Linked DNA regions of Homo sapiens: region 1 is linked to region 2. Evidence: read pairs that join two places in POLR2A ChIA-PET (ENCODE). Cell type or tissue: endothelial cell of umbilical vein. All regions are shown on one strand. Links, peaks and the distances in the headings refer to the core of each region. The heading gives the core; the rest is flanking DNA.

Region 1 (2,917 bases), core at 307-2,806, 130 kb before region 2:
AAAAGAATGAGATCATGTCCTTTACAGCAACATGAATGCAGCTGGAGGCCATTATCCTAAGCAAATTAACATAGGAACAGAAAACCAAATACCACATATTTTCACTTATAAGTGGGAGCTAAACATTGAGTACACGTGGACATTAAGATGGGAACAACAGACACTGGGGACCACTAGAGACGGGAGAGAGGGTTGGGGGCAGGGGTTGAAAAACCACCCATTGGGTAGTATGCTCACTACCCGGGTGACAGGATCATTCATACCCCAAACCTCAGCATCATGCAATAAATTCATGTAACAAACCTACACATGTACACCCTACATCTAAAATAAATCTTGAAATTACAAAACAAAATAGAATAAACTATTTTCTCCTCTCAACTGCACATTTTTGCCATCTAATGACCTTCCTCTTTAACATGAAAATTATGCTACTCCTTTCCCTCTTCCAAAGAAGACACTCTAAGAACAAAAAGAACCTTAGAAATCATTTAGTCCAAACACCTCATTTTACAGCAGAGGAATCGGAGGCCCTGAGAGTTGGAGTGATGTGTCCAAATTCCAACTACTAATTAGTGGCAGAGCCGCAGCAAATGCCCAGGTTTTAACACCCACAGGCTGAAAACTCTCAATCCTTCACAGCTTCATTAACCAAACTTTTGATTATACAGCATTATCTCTAATTGGGATTCTCTCTTACTGCATTATAAACCGAAGCAATTGGTAATTTGTCCCATACATTTTATAATAACGTCCCTTCATATCACCAGTCCTGGCTAGAAAAACCCATATGTAGAAAAGGTTTTTGCCCAGTGCATTGCACAGGAATTAGCTGTTGAAGGCAGCGGCCCACGCTGTGCCCTCTTTATCTTTTGACCTGGAGCCTCAGGTTCCCTGATATATCTATTAAAAGGTGAGAGTAAGAACAGATGTGGCACAACTCTTCAGAGTTACTTGTTCAATGTTTTAAAGAGCTTGACAGATGATTTCCTCAATTCTCTTCCAGGCTGTATTTTTTAATACACAAAAAGTAATCTTGCAAGAGCTGTTTGCCCCTGCCATAGGGTAACAATAGGCTGGAGTGCAGTGGCGCAATCCTGACACACAGTAACCTCCGCCTTCCGGGTTCAAGCGATTCTCCTGCCTCGGTCTCCCGAGCAGCTGGGACTACAGGCACCTGCCACCACACCCAGCTAATTTATGTATTTTTAGTAGAGACGGGGTTTTGCCATGTTGGCCAGGCTGGTCTGGAACTCCTGACCTCAACTGATCCGCCCACCTCAGCCTCCCAAAGTGCTGGGATTACAGGGGTGAGTCACTGCACCCAGCCGGATATTACAACTTTTCGTTTCTTGCATTCCCAGGTCTTATGACTGAATGATTTTATGCCAACTTCCACTTATAATCAAGGAGAGGACTGAGAAACCATAATTTGATAAGAAACCACAACTATGTGGTTATCCTTTAAGTTATAAAAGTGCCTGATAACCAAAGATTTCACATAAATTACAAGAGACCACTTTGGGAATAAATATTCCTTGATATTAGACAAACAATATTGTATCTGCCTAGTGTCCCCTGTAGGAGGAGGTTGTCTCTAAAATAACTAGACTTAATATCCTTGAAAAACATCAGTGACAGATGGAAAATCCTATGTCATGTTGGCATATTTTGTGGGGTTTTTCAGAAAATCTTTAAGGGGTAACTTCGTGCCCAGCAGATACCTGTCAAATAATCACAGCACAACATGCTCTTGAAGGCTGTAAGAGTGACTTTTTTGGTTGTTTTTTGTTTTGTTTTGTTTTGTTTTGTTTTGTTTGAGACAGGATCTCGCTTTGTCGTCCAGGCTGGAGCGCAGTGGTGCGATCTCAGCTCACTGCAACCTCCACCTCCCGGGTTCAAGCGATTCTCCTGCCTCAGCCTCCCGAGTAGCTGGGATTACAGGCACACACCACCATGCCCAGGGGGGTTTCACCAAGTTGGCCAGGATGGTCTCGCTCTCTTGACCTCGTGACCCATCCACCTCAGCCTCCCAAAGTGCTGGGATTACAGACGTGAGCCACCGTGCCCAGCCAGAGTGACTGTTAATGCAGCTGACTCATGTCACAAACTGTCACCCAATCCTCTAAGCTTCGGTCCTTGGACATTCAAAACACCTCAAAGTGCCAGGACTAGTGCCATCTTATGAATTAATAATGCTGCTTCACATCCCAGCTCTGCCACTGAACTCTCCTCAACCCTCTTTCTCCAAACACTGGCCAGGTCCGAAGTAACTGAAATCAGAGAAGATGGGAACCTGAGATGGGGCAGGCAAGCAATATTCACCGCCTACCACCAGGATGCAGAATCAAGTGCGCAGTAAGGCTCAGGCTGATGTTAGAATATATTTATTGCTACATTTATATACAATTATACAAACAGCCCAGACAGGAAAGAAATGTTGCATCGATTTCTGCAGATTCCACCAACATGTGCACAGAAATGGAGCTGTTCACCACTGAGTTTGCTCTTGGATTGAAGCCAAATATAAGTCACATACATTTTTTGAAAAAGTGGGAAATTCTTGGAAATCCTGTCCATAGATTCTTCCTTACAAGCTAGTCATGCAGAAAAAAGTGGGTTCTCATAAGCTGATGCCTTCCAGCATGTTTGGGGGATAGAGTCCTGAAGATGGGGTGCAGTAGATGCTGGCTTGGGACTGCAGGGTGCTGTGCGAAGTCCCAAGTCCTGGCCCATCTTGCTAAGGTCTGTCTTTAGGAAAGGCAATTGAGAGGGGTCTGGAGAGAAAGAGAATAGCAAGAAAGGGAAATCCAACAGTAAACTGAGAAGAGGAGAGAACCATGAGCCAGGGCCCTGGGTAATGGAATACTGGTCCATCCAGTTCCAGCTGAGATTGCAGACTTTGGGGGATATACAC
Region 2 (2,917 bases), core at 279-2,778:
AAAAGAAAATAAAAATAATAAAATAAAGTACACGTTAACAGAATCCAAAAAAATGATACTTTACCACACACCCAATAGGATGACTACTATAAAAAAAAAAGTGTTGACAAAGATGTGGAGGAATTGGAACTCTTTTTTTTTGTTTTTTTTTTCCGAGACGGAGTCTCACACTGTCACCCAGGTTAGAGTGCAATGGCGCGATCTCAGCTCACTGCAACCTCCACCTCCTGGGTTCAAGAGATTCTCCTGCCTCAGCCTCCCAAGTAGCTGAAATTACAGGCACACAACATCCAGCTAATTTTTTGTATTTTCAGTAGAGACGAGGTTTCATTATGTTTGCCAGGCTGGTCTCAAACTCCTGACCTTGTGATCCGCTCGCCTCGGCCTCCCAAAGTGAGCCACCACACCCAGCCCACGAATTAGAACTCTTGTGCACTGTTGGTGGGAATGTAAAGTAACAGCTGGTATGAGAAATAGTATGGTGATTTTTCAAAATTAAAAGTAGAATTACTACATAATCCAGCAATTTCATTCCTAGATAAATACTCAAAAGAATTGAAAACAGAGTTTTGAAGAGGTATTTGTACACCAAAATTCATAGCAGCATTATTCATACTAGCCCAAAAGTGGAAGAAACCCATGTCCACCAGTGAATGAATGGATAAACGAAATGTGATATATACATACAATGGAATATTATTCACCTTTAGAAAAGAAAATCCCATTATATGCTACAATATAGATGAAACTTGAGGGCATTATGATAAGTGAAATAAGCCAGAAACAAAATGACCAATATTGTATGATTCCACTTATATGAGATATTCAGAGTAGTCAAATTCATGGAGACAGAAAGGAGAGTGCTGGTTGCCAGGGGCTGGGGAGAGGGGAAATGAGAAGTTATCGTTTAATAGGCATACAGTTTCAGTTTGGCAAGATGAAAAAGTTCTGCAAATTGGTTTCACAGCAATGCGAATATACTTAACACTACGGGATGGTACACTTAAAATGGTTAAGATGAAAATATTTGTATTTTAAATATCTATATATATTTACCATGATTAAAAATAAAAATAAAAATAAAAATAAATGACTCTGGCAGGGCGCGGTGGCTCGCGCCTGTAATCCCAGCACTTCGGGAGGCAAAGGCGGGCGGATCGCGAGGTCAGGAGATAGAGACCATCCTGGCTAACAGGGTGAAACCCCGTCTCTACTAAAAATACAAAAAATTAGCCAGGCGTGGTGGCAGGCGCCTGTACTCCCAGCTACTCAGGAGGCTGAGGCAGGAGAATGGTGTGAACCTGGGAGGCGGAGCTTGCAGTGAGCTGAGATTGCACCACTGCACTCCAGCCTGGGCGACAGAGCGAGACTCCGCCTCAAAAAAAAAAAAAAAAAAAAAAAAGACCCGCATGAACAATTTATCAAACATGAGATAGCGTGTGTGTTTATGAGTGTATTTGTGGTCACACTGATGTTTCATACTGTGGCTATCAAGTTGATTATGTGAGTAATTTCTCACACCTGCACAGGAAGTTGACCCCTCTCCTCACTTCCCCTCCCCTCCCCTTCCCTTCCCTTCCTTGTGTTACAGTCGGGTCTTTGTTCTTAGAGCTCCCGAGATGGTGGCGGCCGGCTCCCAAGGTGGCAGCAAGACTTTTGTTCTCTGACCTGGGGTTCTTGGCCTCCTGGATTCCAAAGAATGGAACCTTGGGGCCATGCGGTGAGTGTTGTGGTTCTATTGGAAACCGTGGGTCACGGAAGAGAACTGTGGAACCCAGTGACTAGTGTTCAGCTGGATTAGGATGAACCTGGGCACTTAGCAGTGCAGGAGCAATAGTGAGCCTCTAGCCCGATCCAGCAATGGGTGCCTCGCTGGATCAGAAGTGCAGTGGACACCCTGCCTGATCCAGAGTGGTGGAAGTCAGTGGCAGGTCTGTGACAGCGGCATTCAGCAGTGGTGGACAGCTCGAGCCAGAACAAACACATACCAGAAGAGTGAGCAGTTGCAAGATTTAATAGAGTGAAAACAGAGCTCCCATACAATGGAAAGGGACCCAAAGGGGGTTGCCACTCCCTGCTCAAATGCCTGGGTTTAAATCCCGATCATTGTCCCTCCCTTTGTGCTCTCAGGCGATAATATGATTTGACTATTTCTTTACCTCCTGCTTTTAGCCTAATTTGTATTTTAGTGAGCCCTCTTTACTACCTGATTGGTTGGGTGTGAGCTGAGTTACAAGCCCTGTGTTTAAAGGTGGGTGCAGTCACCTTCCCCAGCTAGGCTTAGGAATCCTTAGCCTAGGAAATACAGCTAGTCTATTCTCTTTCTTCCTTCCTTCCTTCCTTCCTTCCCTTTCTTTCTTTTTTTTTTTGAGACAACGTCTTGCTCTGTCATACGGGCTGGAGTGCAGTGCTCTGATTGTGGCTAACTGCAGCCTCAATCTCCCAGGCTCAAGCGATCCTCCCACCTAAGCCTCCCTAGTAGCTGGGAAAACAGGCAAATACCACCATTCCCAGCTAATTTTTTTTGTAGAGACAAGGTTTTACCATGTGCCCAGGCTCAGGTCTTGAACTCTTGAGCTCAAGTGATCCACTTGCTTCTGCCTTCCAAAGTGCTGGGATTACAAGTGTGAGCCACAACACCCAGCCCAGGCTTTTCTATACATCCTCTGAAATCTAGGTGAAGGCTGCCAAGTGTTCTTCATTCGCATTCTGTGCATCTATAGGCTTGACATCACCTGGAAGCCACCAAGGCTTACAGCTTACATTCTCTAAAGTAGCAGCCTGAGCTGTACCTGGGCCCCTTTGAGCCAAGGCTGTAATTAGAGTGACTGGGTTGTGGGAAGGAGTGTCCTGAGGCTGCACAAGGCAGTGGGGCCCTGAGCCTGACCCACAAAATCATTCAGTCCTCCTAGGCCTC

Evidence for each region. ChIA-PET counts read pairs that join two places held together with the same protein. Peaks named below come from ENCODE experiments on the same cell type or tissue, not always from the same donor. Only the 100,000 strongest peaks of a DNase experiment are listed, where the experiment ranks them.
Region 1: POLR2A ChIA-PET joins it to region 2 with 8 read pairs; 4 of 35 experiments call an interaction of 5 or more read pairs at or near these places.

Annotation. Positions count from the first base shown.
Region 1 is chr11:110,193,190-110,196,106 of GRCh38, forward strand. It overlaps a transcript of RDX not described here. Among named protein-coding and RNA genes, the nearest start is that of ZC3H12C, 100 kb to the left of the region's middle. In endothelial cell of umbilical vein, for the core only: no CTCF peak of the experiment used is centred there; a DNase peak (open chromatin) is centred at 1,432; H3K27ac peaks cover 1,973 bases.
Region 2 is chr11:110,326,804-110,329,720 of GRCh38, forward strand. It overlaps LOC124902752 (a long non-coding RNA gene), which reads left to right and starts at 1,598. Exons shown (of 2, transcript XR_007062884.1): 1 at 1,598-1,720. In endothelial cell of umbilical vein, for the core only: no CTCF peak of the experiment used is centred there; DNase peaks (open chromatin) are centred at 1,558 and 1,898; H3K4me3 peaks cover 516 bases; H3K27ac peaks cover 1,245 bases.